Regions from separate parts of the Homo sapiens genome. Here all the other regions are linked to region 1. The links are chromatin contacts, found by Hi-C or POLR2A ChIA-PET in ENCODE. All regions are on one chromosome and are shown on one strand. Each heading gives the region's core, a stretch centred on a gene start or an enhancer-like site at or near the end of the contact. The rest is flanking DNA. Distances are from core to core; before and after follow the strand shown. Region 1 overlaps INPP5A (inositol polyphosphate-5-phosphatase A). Region 2 holds the start of MTG1 (mitochondrial ribosome associated GTPase 1). Region 3 holds the start of ECHS1 (enoyl-CoA hydratase, short chain 1).

Region 1 (2,996 bases), core at 149-2,648:
ACCAAAACACTTTTTTTTTTTTGTAAGAATTCCAGTGCACCAACAATAAAACCAAGGGACCAACTGAGCCATTTGGAAGTGGTGGCTGGGGACACCCATACGGTGGTGACACTTCTGGGTGACTGGCTGGTGCTGGGTGTTTCTGGGCTGCCAGGACAGCAGGAGGTGGGGGTGTTCTGTGCCAGTGAGCTTCGTGCTGCGATGTGGATAGAGGGCCGTCCTTCCGGCCGCTGCTGCTCTCAGGTCGCCTCTCATCGGCACAGCGGCGCATCACACGGCAGCAGCCTGCCTGGCTCTCCTGGTGGGTGGGGGCTGAGGGATGAAAACGAGGCACTCCCTCCCCACCACAGCCTACTCCCGTGGGTTCGGGGCGTTGGAACATTCTCCAAACCCCTCCTGCTGCCTGGCCAGGTCCAGCTGGGCACAGTGCACGCCCACCTGCTGGGCCCTCCTCACCGTGGGCTCCGCCCTGGGCCCTTTGGACACCTTCCCTGGCCCTGACAGCAGCTACCTGGGAATGCAGCATGAGGCAGGTGCCTTTTGCTGAATGAGGTGAACAGCAAGAGGGAGAAAAGGAGAGATCGCCTAGCAAAGCAGCGAGGCCAGAGGCTCCTGCCGAGCAGAGGAGGAGGGCCATTGGCGCAAGGACACACCCATCCCTCATCACACTGCTGGGACCTGCCTACCCTCTCTGCTGGCACGCCGGGCTCTGCCACATGGGCCTGTCTGGGCCTTGTCCTCCCCAGCTGCGGGGAAGGGCTTCTTTCAGTTCCCTTTGGGTGAACACAGAGGCCCAGCTCCTGCCGCTGTGTGTGGTTCTGGGTCACTCAGGACCACTGATAATCAAAACCACCAACTTTGGACTACACAGAGCTATTAAGGAGCTTAGCTAAATTTAAAAAAAGTGCAGCTGATATTTATGTCCTTTATGTGCCAGATAGTGCTGTAAGGATGTGGTGTGTCTCTAGGTATGTCAGCCCTGACGTTTGTGCCGTAAGGACCCGGAGTGTCTGCAGGCAGACCTGTCATCCCCGCAGCCCTGACGTGCGTGCTGTAAGGACCTCGAGTGTCTGAAGGGAGACCTATCATCTCCACAGCCCTGATGCCTGTGCTGTGTTGCTCCATTGCACAGATGGAAAGACAGGGGCTAGCGAGTGAGCAGCCAGTGTGAGGCCCTGCGGTAGCAGGTGGAGGGGGCAGGGTGTGAACTGAGCTGGGGCTGGCTCTGGCATCTGAGCTTGTTAACGACCGACTGGGCTAGAGGCAGAGTGGGCCGCACCCTGACCACCACCTCTGTCCCCCACTGCTGTGCCCCTCTGTCTCACTGTTTCCTGTGGTCCCTCCTGACTAGAAGAGACTCAGGCCTGCTGAGTAGCATGCAGCACAGGACGAGCCTGCAGAGCCCTCTTGGGACTTACACACTGGGGATTTGACAGCTCATGTCTGGCACCGCAGATAGTCTAGGAAAAGGTGACTCATCCAAGAGCCTGGCCGGAAACCCACAGGGTATTGGCCCAGGTGTGCCGAGAGGCTGGCCGGAGGGACCATTGTGATACTCAGAGGAAAACGCCTGTGGCCCATGGGGGGGCCTTCAGAAGAATGTCGGAGTTTCTCAGCTGGCAAGATGCCCCTGGTGGCAAGATGCCCCTGGTGGCAAGATGCCCCTGGTGTGGGGCCCCTCACCTGGACCAGAGGCCTTCCCTGAGCTTCTGTTTTGCAGGGAGGTGCCTGAGCTGCACAGCTTGCCTGGGAGGAGTCGTGGTTTCTGGGGGTGGGGCCTTTCGTAGGGCTGTGCTGGTGCTGTCCTGGGGGAGGGGGATGCTGAGCACGCCCGCCCGGGGCTGCTTTCCCTGGGAGGGATGCTGAGGCTGCCCAGGGCTGCTTTCCCTGTGAAGCAGCGTGACCCAGGGCTCTTGGTGGGGATGTGCCGTTTGCTCTTTTTCATGTGTCTAGCCCTTGGGAAGTGTTTTTGGTACTGCTGGTTCTCATGCTCTAGTCCTGGTAATGGGCTAGTGTGCTTGTTCTGGCTTTACTCGGTAGCGTTTATAACAGGACAGGATTCAGAGGACACTGTTGCTGAGGGAAAGTTTGTGCCACTTAACCTGGTGTTGCTTCTGGCCCTGCCTCTGCTGGGCGTCTGTCTGCAGCGTGCCTTGGAGTGTTTCCCTTGCTCTGCTGATTGCTGAAATGCAAGACCTGGGCCTCTGGAATCCCATTGAAAGAACTTGTTTAAAGAAACATCAGCTCGGTTTATTTCATACACAGCTACTTTTTGTAGATACTGAGGTTTTGTTGAGATGTTGGGGTGTACGTGCCGTGTGAGGTTTTGTTGAGATGTTGGGGTGTGCGTGCCGTGTGAGGTTTTGTTGCGATGTTGGGGTGTACGTGCCGTGTGAGGTTTTGTTGAGATGTTGGGGTGTGTGTGCTGTGTGAGGTTTTGTTGATGTTGAGGTGTGTGTGCCGTGTGAGGTTTTGTTGAGATGTTGGGGTGTGTGTGCCGTGTGAGGTTTTGTTGCGATGTTGGGGTGTACGTGCCGTGTGAGGTTTTATTGAGATGTTGGGGTGTGTGTGCTGTGTGAGGTTTTGTTGATGTTGAGGTGTGTGTGCTGTGTGAGGTTTTGTTGATGTTGGGGTGTGTGTGCTGTGTGAGGTTTTGTTGAGATGTTGGGGTGTGTGTGCTGTGTGAGGTTTTGTTGATGTTGAGGTGTGTGTGCCGTGTGAGGTTTTGTTGAGATGTTGGGGTGTGCGTGCCGTGTGAGGTTTTGTTGAGATGTTGGGGTGTACGTGCCGTGTGAGGTTTTGTTGAGATGTTGGGGTGTACGTGCCGTGTGAGGTTTTGTTGAGATGTTGGGGTGTGTGTGCTGTGTGAGGTTTTGTTGATGTTGGGTTGTGTGTGCTGTGGGAGGTTTTGTTGAGATGTTGGGGTGTGTGTGCCGTGTGAGGTTTTGTTGAGATGTTGGGGTGTGCGTGCCGTGTGAGGTTTTGTTGAGATGTTG
Region 2 (2,996 bases), core at 497-2,996, 820 kb after region 1:
GGATGTTCCCTGACCCCACCCTCCCGAGCCCCAGCCTCCCTCTGTAGCCAGCAGCCCCACCTGCATTTGCTGTGTCACCAGACTGTTCTCTCTGGGGACACCTGCCCATCAGACGCCTGGGAGAGAAATTCAGATTCCACAGGGTTTTATTGTGGTTTTGTGCTCCTAGGACCATGAGGGAATGCAGCTTCCTTAAAGTACAAAAATCTTTATCATTGACATTTAGGGTTTCATCAATTCTGTATCCCAGGGAGAAAGGCAGCAAGACCCAGGCTGCCCCCTCTGGGTGTGAGGGACCGGCTTGGTGAGGAGGGGGCTTGGGGGCATTGACCTAGCAGGAGGCCCTGACTGCCCCCACTCAGCCCAGAAACCACCTGGGAGGCTTCTGTCTTCCACGGAGGGGCCACTCTCTCATGCCCAAAAATATTTACAGCTAGGCGTTAGGGTATTAGGTGGTTTAAGAACATCAGAACCATGGCAATATTTTTGTACTTAGAATTTGAGCATGTTTGGTATTTTCAGTAGCTTGTTTAAAAAATTCCAGTAGAGGCTGGGTGCCATGGCTCATGCCTGTAATTCCAGCACTTTGGGAGGCTGAGGTGGGCAGATCACCTGAGGTCAGAGTTCGAGACTAGCCTGGCCAACATGGTGAAACCCCATCTCTACTAAAAATACAAAAAAAGTAGCCGGGCGTGGTGGTGCGCACCTGTAGTCCCAGCTACTCAGGAGGCTAAGGCAGGAGAACTGCTTGAACCCCGGGAGGCGGAGGTTGCAGTGAGCCAAGATCACGCCACTGCACTCCAGCCTGGCGACAGAGCGAGACTCCGTCTCAAAAATAAAAATTCCGGTAGAGTAATACTCTTGTAACGCAGTGTGCAATTGAGCAGTTGCTGACTGCTGATTTAGAGTTGAAATCCGACTATATTTATGTCTAGTCTTGGACAGTGGAGAATATTTCAGCCTCATTAATTAATCGGTTTAATTTAGCAGAACTGCAGTCAGTATTTGGAAACAGTTTGTTATATTAAACCCTGAAGTACTTGAGGCTGCGCGCGGTGGCTCATGCCTGTAATCCCAGCATTTTGGGAGGCCGAGACAGGTAGATCACTTGAGGTCAGGAGTTGGAGACCAGCCTGGCCAACATGGTGGAACTCCATCTCTACTAAAAATACAAAATCAGCCGGCGTGGTGGCAGGCGCCAGTAATCCCAGCTACTCCGGAGGCTGAGGTGGGAGAATCCCTTGAACTCAGGAGTTGGAGGTTGCAATGAGCGAGATCGTGCCACTGCACTCTTGGGCAACAGAGCGGAGACTCCGTCTCAAACAAAACAAAACAAACAAAAACCCTGAAGTACTTAAAAAGAAAATGAAGAGATTACATTTATAAGGTAAATTTAAAGTATTTGAGAGATTTTAACCAAATTGTAAAAAGAGATTGCTAAATTTTTACACTTATACTCAGGATATGCTTAAGGGAGAACGATGATTTTTAATATTTAATGAATGTTAATAAATCTGCGAATTACTTAAACCCACAAAACCCAGGAACCTCCCCGTCCCCCCGGGTCTCCTCGCAGTCCCGCCCCGACGCTCGACCCACCATTCGTCCCTCCCTCTGGGCCCGGGCCCCGCCCACTCCGGGCTTCGCCGGAGGCGGAGGCAACGTCGTGCGCACGCGCAGGCCGTGGTGCGGCCCCTTGGAGCGCCGGAAGCCCGCAGTGCCGGAGGCCCGCAGCGCCGGAACCTCAGAGGCGGGTCGCAGCGGCGCAGAGGAGGTCAGCTGCGGGAGCGTTTCCGGGGACGGTGCCGCCATGAGATTGACCCCGCGCGCGCTGTGCAGCGCCGCCCAGGCCGCCTGGCGGGAGAACTTCCCCCTGTGCGGTCGCGACGTGGCGCGCTGGTTCCCGGGCCACATGGCCAAGGGTGAGGCACGGCGGGGAGGGGCAAGGTCATGCCTACGGCCGCGGCGCCTCTGCTTCCCTCCCACCCCGGTTTCGGCCGTCGCCTGCTTCTCCCGGTCGTTCTGGGCTGGCCCCGCCCCTCCTCCCTTGTCTCCCCTCCTTCCCCGCTCTCACCCGCTCCCGGAGCCGCCGGGACCCCTTCCCCTGCGCAGCTGCGGGAGAGGCCCGTTCCCGCGAGTGCCCCCGCGGCGCAGCCTCGGACCCAGGGCCTGCTTGACCTCCTACCTCTGGCCCGCCGCCCCTGTCCTCTGTTCCCAGCAAGTTCCTTCTGCCCTTTTAATCCCCCGAAGCCTCCGTTTCCACATGTTCTTGACAAGATAGACTTTTCTGAGTCTTTTGGGGACTAAATGAAACAGTGGGTATGAAGGCACCTGTTCAGTTTTAACTGGTATCTTGAGTCGTTCTCCTGCTTAACGTCTTTGGTAATTCTTACTGTTTGTCACAATTCGGCCCCAAGAAGACCTCTGGGGCCAGCCCAGCCCGTCTAGGTGTTGTGATGGCCACTCCTGCGTCGGCTCCGCGTGTACTGGGGGCCGAGGGGGAAGAAGGGCCCGTGTGGGTGACTGAGGCTGTGTCCTCGGTCTTCGGATAACACTGGAGGGGAAGAAAGCTGGAAGCTTTGTTATCTTGGTTGTGTGTGGTATTCCTGGTTAGGGGACTATCGTCATCATCCCCGCGAGGTAGCAGGGGCCTAATGAGCCAGTGTTACTCTGTGTTATAGCCCAGATTAAGACCCGTGGAAGGGCCCGGCCCGGTGGCTCACGCTTGTAATCCCAGTACTTTGGGAGGCCGAGGTGGGCAGATCACGAGGTCAGGACATCGAGACTATCCTGGCCAGCATGGTGAAACCGTGTCTCTACTAAAAATACAAAAAATTAGCCCGGCATGGTGGCGCGTCCCTGTAGTCCCAGCTACTCGGGAGGCTGAGGCAGGAGAATTGCTTGAACCTGGCAGGCGGAGGTTGCAGTGAGCCGAGATCGTGCCACTGCACTCCAGCCTGGGTGACAGAGCAAGACTCCGTCTCAGAAAACAAAAA
Region 3 (2,996 bases), core at 497-2,996, 800 kb after region 1:
AGACGCAGGCGCTTCTCGGTTGGCCTGCTGCACAGGACCTGCGCCTGCTGGGTGGACAGCAAGGTGGGAAGGAGACAAAGGACAATGGCGTTCCAGGGGTGAGAAGGTGAACCTGAAAAGACAAAGGTAGCCTGTGTGTTGGATGCTTGCCTCCGTTAGTGGCAGAGCAGGGATCATAGTCCCTGTGCTATGGGTTTCTTTTTTTTGGAGACCGAGTCTCACTCTATTGCCCAGGCTGGAGTGCAGTGGCGCAATCTTGGCTCACTGCGACCTCTGCCTACAGGGTTCAGGTGATTCTCCTGCCTCAGCCTCCCGAGTAGCTGGGACTACGGTCACACACCACCACACCTGGCTAATTTTTGTATTTTTAGTAGACATGGGGTTTCACCATGTTGGCCAAGGTGGTCTTGATGACCTCAGGTGATCCACCTGCCTCAGCCTCCCAAAGTGCTGGGATTATAGGCATTAGCCACTGTGCCCCGCCGTATCCTGTGGGTTTCTAGGGGTAACTGGAAGATCACAGGTGAAGTGTCTGGCAGCAGTGCCCGCCATGCAAGATCCAGGAAAGGGCTGCTGTCAGGGTGGAGAAGCCGAAGGCCAAGGAGAGCATGGAGATGAAACCAACACAACTCAGTGGTCCACTGCTACACAGGGTGAGGGAGGAAGAGGAAGCAAGAGTTCTTCCCCAGCCCAAGGCATGGCCCAAGATTCCTCAGATACTAGAGCCGGTGATGGCCGCTCATGAGTGGGGCCCCGGGTGAGCCACGAGGGAGGAAGAGGGCAGCCCCCTGTGGCTGGGGAGGAGGTGTCAGCTTTTCCCTTAGGACCCTCTGAGGGGTGGCCCTGGTCAGGAGGCACCCAGGACAAAATGCACCTGCATCTCCTGTTCTCGGGCTGGCCGGCTGCACAGGAGCTACGCCTGCTCTTAGAGCCGAGGGAACACCCCGGATTTTTACAACCCCCACCCTGCGCCCAGTTGGCCAGAGGTCTTGGCACTGGGGCAGTACCAGCCAGCCGCCGGGCCTCCCGCAGGACGTGGCCTGGTGAGAGTGGCCTCCTGCAGAGCCAGGCAGGGGGTGGGGGTGCGGGCCAGGGTCAGGTGGGTGGTGTCGGTGCGGGGTGGCGGGTGGTGGGGGGGTGTTAAGCCTGGGTCAGGCTGTGGGTGCGGGTCAGGTGGGGGGTGCAGCACTAGGCGAGGGGGGTGTTGCAGGCCTGAGCCAGGCAGGGGCTGCGGGTCGGGGTCAGGTGGTAGGTGCGGGGTCAGGCAGGAGAGTGCGGAGTCAGGCCCTGGGGATGCGGGATCGGACGGAAGAGGGGTGCGGGGTCAGGCCGGGGGGTGCGGGGTCAGGTGGGGGGGTGCGGGGTCAGGCGGAGTGGGGTGCGGGTAGGGGTCAGGCCGGAGGGTGCGGGGTCAGGTGGGGGGGTGCGGGGTCAGGCGGGGGGGTGCGGGGTCAGGCGGAGTGGGGTGCGGGTAGGGGTCAGGTGAGGGTGCGGGGTCAGGCGGAAGAGGGGTGTGGGTTGGGGTCAGGTGGGGGATGCGGGGTCAGGTGGGAGGGGGGTGCGGTCTGGGATCTGGTCTGGGCGTGCAGGTCGGAGTCAGGAGGAGATTCGGGCCGCCAGCTCTCACCGCGCACTCACCCGAGGCGAAGGGACGCCAGGCGGGACAGCGAACCGGGGGCCTCAGCGGGCCGCGGACGCAGGACAGCAGGACACGCAGGGCGGCCATGGCTCTCTGGACTCCTCGCCCGGCCCCGCGGAGCCGCCCCCTCGCCTATAGCCTTTCAGGGCTCGCTCCGCCCACAGGCCAGCGCCGCGAGACCAGGCGGCCCTCGCGAGATCAGCCCGGGCAGAGTGAGCGGGTCGCTCTCCGCCAGGCCCCGCCCCCAGGCCCGAGCTGCCGCTCGCGGATCTAAGGCCGAGGGGCGTCCCCGGGACCCCGCCCTGGGCTGGGACCAGCGCCCTCCAGGCCCCGCCGCAGTCGCCCGCGCCCCCGCCCCCGCCCCAGCCCTCGGGGTCCCAGCTGGCCCCGGGGAGACCGCGCGGAGGCGGAGGCAACGGCGGCGCCTGCCGGGCTCTGCGCCGCCTCCCCCCGCCCGCCTGCCCGCCTGCCCGCCTGCCCGCCTGCCCGCCTGCCCGCCTGCCCGCCTGCCCGCCGGCGTCTGTAGCAGCGGACACAGCGCGCCCAGGCGCAGGGCCAGGCACGGTGGCAGCGGCGTGGGCACTGAACGCCACATTAGGAGGAGTTTTATTTTCATGCACACAAGACTTCAACAGATTTAAATAATAAAAATTTCATTCATTTAAGTTATTTTATTTATACCTTTTAAATATCTAGACAAGTATTGTGGAGCATCCATTTGTGTACTTGCCCGGATTCTGCAAACGCCAGGGTGGAGATAAAACCACCCTGGATAAAATGGAATGGAAAGCGAAACTGCTATTGTGACCGGTGGAGGGTGTCCAGGTTCTTGACGTCTTGAACAAAGAACTGGACAAAACGCACAAACAAAGCACGGAAAGAAGGAAGCAACAAAAGCGAGATTTATGGAAAACAAAAGTGTGGCCGGGCGCGGTGGCTCAGGCCTGTAATCCCAGCACTTTGGGAGGCCAAGGCGGGCAGATCACCTGACGTCAGGAGTTTGAGACCAGCCTGGGCAACATGGTGAAACCCCCCTCTCTACTAAAAACACAAAAATTAGCCGGGCGTGGTGGTGCACGCCTGTGGTCTTAGCTACTCGGGAGGCTGACGCAGGAGAATTGCTTGAATCCGGGAGGCGGAGGTTGCAGTGAGCCGAGATCGCACCACTGCCCTCCAGCCTGGGCGATAGAGCCAGACTTCGTCTCAAAAAAGAAACAAGAAAAGACAACGAAAATAACTCCACACTGTGGGAGCGGCTGAGCATAGCGGCTCAAGAGCCCCGTTACAGATTTTTTGGGGGGGTTAAATACCCTCTAGAGGTTTCCATTGGTTACTTGGTGTACGCCCTGTGTAAATG

Evidence for each region. Hi-C counts contacts between places; a loop is a spot of excess contacts on that map. ChIA-PET counts read pairs that join two places held with the same protein, here RNA polymerase II (POLR2A). Pooled maps may share reads with other maps.
Region 2: a map with no recorded cell type shows a loop between it and region 1 (5-fold over the local background). The contact joins the promoter of MTG1 here to the enhancer-like site in region 1. A Hi-C loop is called at or near these places in 10 of 37 single-sample maps with no recorded cell type and 4 of 50 pooled maps. POLR2A ChIA-PET finds 5 or more read pairs at or near these places in 1 of 52 experiments (B cell).
Region 3: a pooled map shows a loop between it and region 1 (3-fold over the local background). The contact joins the promoter of ECHS1 here to the enhancer-like site in region 1. A Hi-C loop is called at or near these places in 4 of 37 single-sample maps with no recorded cell type and 2 of 50 pooled maps. POLR2A ChIA-PET finds 5 or more read pairs at or near these places in 1 of 52 experiments (HEK293).

Annotation. Positions count from the first base shown.
Region 1 is chr10:132,570,658-132,573,653 of GRCh38, forward strand. All of the region lies in intron 1 of INPP5A (inositol polyphosphate-5-phosphatase A), which reads left to right. Among named protein-coding and RNA genes, the nearest start is that of INPP5A, 34 kb to the left of the region's middle. RefSeq lists enhancers at 1-449, 919-1,058, 1,219-1,988, 1,559-1,708, 1,719-1,768 and 2 more. Within about 2 kb of position 1,399, at least 20 of the 41 ENCODE cell types and tissues checked have a DNase peak (open chromatin) inside an H3K27ac peak, as active enhancers do; they include B cell, where a contact is called at or near this core.
Region 2 is chr10:133,392,411-133,395,406 of GRCh38, forward strand. It overlaps MTG1 (mitochondrial ribosome associated GTPase 1), which reads left to right and starts at 1,747. Exons shown (of 11, transcript NM_138384.4): 1 at 1,747-1,922. The coding sequence starts at 1,811. RefSeq lists silencers at 1,539-1,888, 1,949-2,148 and an enhancer at 2,473-2,996.
Region 3 is chr10:133,371,608-133,374,603 of GRCh38, forward strand. It overlaps ECHS1 (enoyl-CoA hydratase, short chain 1), which reads right to left and starts at 1,747. Exons shown (of 8, transcript NM_004092.4): 1 at 1,639-1,747. The coding sequence starts at 1,726. It overlaps MIR3944 (microRNA 3944), which reads right to left and starts at 56; the gene lies at 1-56. RefSeq lists a silencer at 1,510-2,019 and an enhancer at 2,401-2,490.